2 separate regions of the Homo sapiens genome follow, and region 2 is linked to region 1. The links are chromatin loops, found by intact Hi-C in ENCODE. Cell type or tissue: Caco-2. All regions are shown on one strand.

Region 1 (2,500 bases):
ACCTTGCAGGTAGGGTCTGGCTGGGGAACTTGGGGCCCTTCAACAGGTAGACCCTCCCTGCTCCCTTGGGCTGCTGCGGGGCCTCCTGATACCCCACAAGGGAAGGAGAGGAGCATCTCTGCTGTCCGGTTGCTGCCAGCCGAGCACCAGGAGGGGATGCTGGCAGCTGCCTGTCACTTTATTCCTGCTGCTCCCAAGGCCTTGCCCTGACCCACGTGCTGGGGCAGAACCTGCAGCCGGCGGCTGGCCTCCGTCCAGAGGCAGCCAAGGTGGTGATTCTGGTGACGGACGGCAAGTCCCAGGACGATGTGCACACTGCTGCCCGTGTCCTCAAGGACCTGGGCGTGAACGTCTTCGCTGTGGGTGAGCACCATGCGGCTCCCCCGGCCCTGGAGTCTCACCGCCGGGTGGGTTTAGGGTCGCAGCAGGGAGCTTGCATTGGGCACCTGGTCCCTGAGCCCCAGCTTCCACATCTGCGGCACGGAGCTGCACGCAGAGCCAGGCACCGCCTGGCACTCAGAGGCGATGGCACAGGCGGGCTGCTCCTTTCCAATCGCCTGGTGTTTGGTGCCCTCCGTGGAACCACCCCAACCCTCCCCCTGTGGCGTGAACTTCCCTGGTGAGATATTCACTGAGCAGCTCCAGCTGCCCCCTCTGGCCACCATCCCTGTGCCTGGTGACTCCCGCCTGCTGTGCCCTGGCAAGGAGCTTCCTGGCATCCTCCAGGGCCTGGGACTCACAGGCGAATCAACTCTGTCCTGTGGGGAGGAAACCCCAGATTTCGAGGCAGGAGTCCCAGGAGCACAGACCCTTCCTTGATGCCCCCAACCCCTCGGGAGCGCCTGGCCCAGCATGTGGGTGGCAGGTGGGCCGAGTACAGCCCATAGGCCTCTTTACTCCTGACCCAGTCTCCATGGAGACCCCCACCGCAGGTGGCCCCGTCGGGTGACCCCAGTGCAGGCCAACCCCACCTCCCTCCTCACGAGCAGGTGTGAAGAACGCCGATGAGGCTGAGCTGAGGCTCCTGGCGTCCCCGCCGAGGGACATCACCGTCCACAGCGTGCTGGACTTCCTGCAGCTCGGCGCGCTGGCTGGCCTGCTCAGCCGTCTCATCTGCCAGAGGCTCCAGGGTGGGAGCCCGCGGCAGGGCCCAGGTGAGGGGCAGGGTCACCCGCACAGGCTGCAGCCCCCCCGGCTGCTTTGGGCAAAGGGTTGGGGGGACGCTGTGGCTCCCGTGTGGTACCTGAGGCCGGCTCCTGTGGCTCTGAGGGGGTCTGCAGCACCCCCTTACATCTGTCCACAGAAGGGCTGGGGAGCAGCTTTCCTGTCCCTCCTGTGAGTGGCCACCAGGGGGAGCGTGGACACAGCTGCCCGTGCAGTGACCACCTGCCCCCCACTCCCGCTACTCCAGCAGCAGCGGCTCCAGCCCTGGACACCCTCCCTGCCCCCACCAGCCTGGTCCTGAGCCAGGTGACCTCCTCCAGCATCCGCCTGTCCTGGACTCCAGCCCCCCGGCACCCCCTCAAGTATCTGATCGTTTGGCGAGCCTCTAGAGGTGGCACCCCCAGGGAGGTGAGGGGGCCGGTATACAGGGCTCCCCGAGCCGGTCCTCAGCCGTAGTGAGATCTGATAAGCCAAAGGGAGGGCAGGAATAAAGGCCCACAAATAACTGGGTCCAGGCTGAGAAGGGGGTGTCGAGGGGCTGACAGCCCAGGGACTCACTGGGGAGCTGCGTCTGGGAGGCAGCCTGGGATGAGTGCATTTTAGTGGCCGAGGAGGGCAGAGCAGGGGGCGTTCCGAGGGTGCTGGGGTTAGGGTCAGACTCAGAGCGCCTTCTCCCTTTGATTGATCGATCGATGGATAATTGTGGTGGGCCTGGCACTGCTCTGTCGTAGGTACAGGGAGCCCAGGCCTGTGGGAAGTGGGGCACCCTGCGGGCCCCAGCTGAGCTCACACTCCAGCTGACGGAGTTCCTGTCCTGCTCCCCATCCCCCGGCACCCCCCTTCCTGGCTCCGTCCTTGCCCACTCTGTTCCAGGTGGTGGTGGAGGGACCCGCCGCCTCCACGGAGCTGCACAACCTGGCCTCCCGCACAGAGTACCTGGTCTCCGTGTTCCCCATCTATGAGGGCGGGGTTGGCGAAGGCCTGCGGGGCCTGGTGACCACAGGTAGGTGGGGCAGAGGCAGCGGCCAGGTTCTGGGTGGGAGGCCCCACTCACGGCTGTCCCTTGGAGCCTGACACCCCAGGGCAGCATAGCGAGCAGCTCTGGATCTTAACCACCCACAGTTGGCACCATCCCCAGCTTGCTGTGTGACCAAGGCCGAGTCACTGGGCCCCTCTGACCCTGGGTGTTCTCTTCTGAACACCAGCTATACCGTTGGTGTCATCACCTCAACTGTAATCACAGCCCATTATGCTGCTTGTCCACAGTGTTCATGGAGCTCCCCCCTGCTTGGCCTCCAGCACGTGGCTTAGCTCGCTGGGTTCTTGGACCCCCAGG
Region 2 (2,500 bases), 170 kb after region 1:
GGAGCTGCCTCAAGGCCCATGCACCTGCCAGTCCAGCCTGTCCCCCGGGCTGCCTTCTCCCTCCCTGGCTTCTGGATAGGGACCGTTGCCCAGTGCTTCCTGAGTCCAGCCACCTGGTGGGCACCCCCAGAGACTCAGCCCTGACTCCAGGCGGCCAGCCGGCAGCACAGGTACAGCCGGATGCCCGACACACAGACATGCAGGCACAAATGAACAGACGCACGAGCACATACATCCTGACCGTTTCCAGGGGCTCCAGGACACCCCGCCAAGTTCTCCCCTGCACCCCACACAGCCACCCACAGGTATGCACAGCTCACCCAGGTCACACACACGCACCAGGGTATGGATGTAACCCTGTGCCTGCAGCCCCACTCCGGGACACACTAAGTCACCCACAAGGACAGTCATTCCCACAGTCACAGCACATGGGAAATCCCCGGGGTCCCATTGTGGAGGCCTGACCGGCTGCCGCAAAGCCCAGCCCCTTGGCAGGGAGCCCAGAAGCCGCTGCTCAAACCCAGGACTGCCAGGGGCACCCAGGCCCTTCCAGCCACGCTGGGAACCTGCACGGGGTGGGAAGGTCCTTCCCGCCTGGGTTACAGGAGGGCACCGGGAGCCCGGGAGAGACAAGGGCAAGGGACAGATGGCATTCGGCCACTCAGCAGGGCCCCACAGCCTCTCGAGGCCTCAGGAATTTTTCGGTGACGTGCAAAGTGCAGACCAAAGCCGCCAACAGGGCGTCTTGGCGGACTCTGTTTTAAATTATTCACCAACCCGGCCGGGCGCGGGGGCCCACGCCTGTCATCCCAGCACCTGGGAGGCCGAGGCGGGCGGATCCCGAGGTCAGGAGATCGAGACCATCCTGGCTAACACAGTGAAACTTCGTCTCTACCAAAGATACAAAACTTAGCCGGGCGTGGTGGCGGGCGCCTGTAGTCCCAGCTACTCGGGAGGCCGAGGCAGGAGAATGGCGTGAACCCGGGAGGCGGAGCTTGCGGTGAGCGGAGATCGCGCCACCGCACTCCAGCCTGGGCGACAGAGCGAGACTCAAAAAAAAAAAAAAAAATTATTCACCAACCCAAGTAGGGTGGAGCTCCTTCCGCCACCCATGCCCTCCCTGACTTCAGGACCTGCTCTGGGGCCTCAGCGGCCCCAGGACTGACCCTGAGTCCCAGTGGCCGCCAGTCAGAGCCACTCTCTGGGCCTTGGCGCCCCCTTCAGCCAGACAGCAGCCCAGGTGTCCAGCCAGCTGCAAGCATCCATCAACACCCCGCTGGGGCCCTGAGGCTGCACGGTCCCACCCTTGCAGGGCTCCAGGGCACTGTCTGCCTGTGGTCCCCTGCCCTCACCCCGGCCACCGCCCTCCAGCTGTCCTCAGGCTCCCCAAGCCGACACCCACGGAGCGTTCTGTCCTGACCCCAACCCCAGTGAGCTCTGCCCCCCCACCCCCCTACCCCCACCTGCTATGGGGAAAAACCCACCCTCCTCTGGACCCCAGGGAGCAGCTACAGCTCACACCTCCACTGCAGCCCCTGTTCAGGGAGCTGGAGAGGCAGCCGCAGAGGCCGCGTGAGGCCGTGGTTTCCTTTCATCCTGGCCCGACCCTCAGGGCAGGTGCCACACAACCCCCTTTCACCGATGGAGAAGGGGCACCGCGGCGTCTCTGGCCCCATTGCCTGGCCTCAGGTGCCAGAGCTGGGACCCCACCCCTCGCCTTCCCCACTGCTCCGCCGCCTAAAGCCTCGGTTCACAAAGCACGGTCCAGGCCCCCCGGGGCTCCCGAGAACCTTCGAGAAAGCCCCAAGGTCAAAATCTGTTTTCACAATAATGCCAAGGCTTCTCTCTCCCGTCCTGGCTTGGACAGTGGAGTTCTCAGAGGCCATAAGAGGTGTGACACTCCCCTGCTTTCTCGTGTCTTAAATATCCACACGTTTAGTTTCTAGCATACTAAACAGTGGCAGATGCAACCTCCCTGACATTTAACACTGTGCAAGGGTCCTAACACGAAAGCTCTGAGCATTACTGTCCTGGAGGCAACGCAGAGCTCTGCCTGGTGTCCCCCCAGCCCCCCTTCCTGATTAACGAGCACAGCTTGCTTCCCTGGGTCTCTCACCCGCCAGAAGCTCCTCCTGCCCTCGGTGGGTCTCTCACCTGCCAGAAGCTCCTCTGCCCTCGGTGTGGGTGGCACCAGAACTCCCCAGAGACCGAGGGCTGGGGACCCCAGGGCGGCTTTGGCCAAGCCCCTGCCCTCCCCAGAGCTGACAGTGGGCTGGACACAGGGTATCCCCTGTCCGGCATCCAGCAGGGCAATCCTGGCACCCTGTGGGTGCTGCCCCCACCCACGATGGACACCAGGAGCCCAGTCCCAGATCCTGGCCTCCTCCAGCCACTGCCGGTCCCCACCCCACAGCCCCCCACCTGAGCACGAGGGGCGCAGCAAGGCCCGGAGCCCTGCCAGGCATCAGACCCAAGGACTTGGGCCTGCCTTCATTACCCC

Evidence for each region. A loop is a pair of places that touch in the nucleus more often than their neighbours do. Peaks named below come from ENCODE experiments on the same cell type or tissue, not always from the same donor. Only the 100,000 strongest peaks of a DNase experiment are listed, where the experiment ranks them.
Region 2: a loop joins it to region 1, with 2.5 times the contacts of the local background. A loop is called at or near these places in 2 of 110 quality-filtered maps.

The regions. Positions count from the first base shown.
Region 1 is chr20:63,308,344-63,310,843 of GRCh38, forward strand. COL20A1 (collagen type XX alpha 1 chain) reads left to right here. Exons shown (of 36, transcript NM_020882.4): 8 at 199-363; 9 at 990-1,154; 10 at 1,415-1,572; 11 at 2,038-2,167. Among named protein-coding and RNA genes, the nearest start is that of COL20A1, 16 kb to the left of the region's middle. In Caco-2, a CTCF peak has its summit at 1,363 (motif pointing right); a DNase peak (open chromatin) is centred at 1,391.
Region 2 is chr20:63,482,796-63,485,295 of GRCh38, forward strand. No RefSeq gene overlaps it. Among named protein-coding and RNA genes, the nearest start is that of KCNQ2, 11 kb to the left of the region's middle. In Caco-2, a CTCF peak has its summit at 1,192 (motif pointing left); no DNase peak of the experiment used is centred here.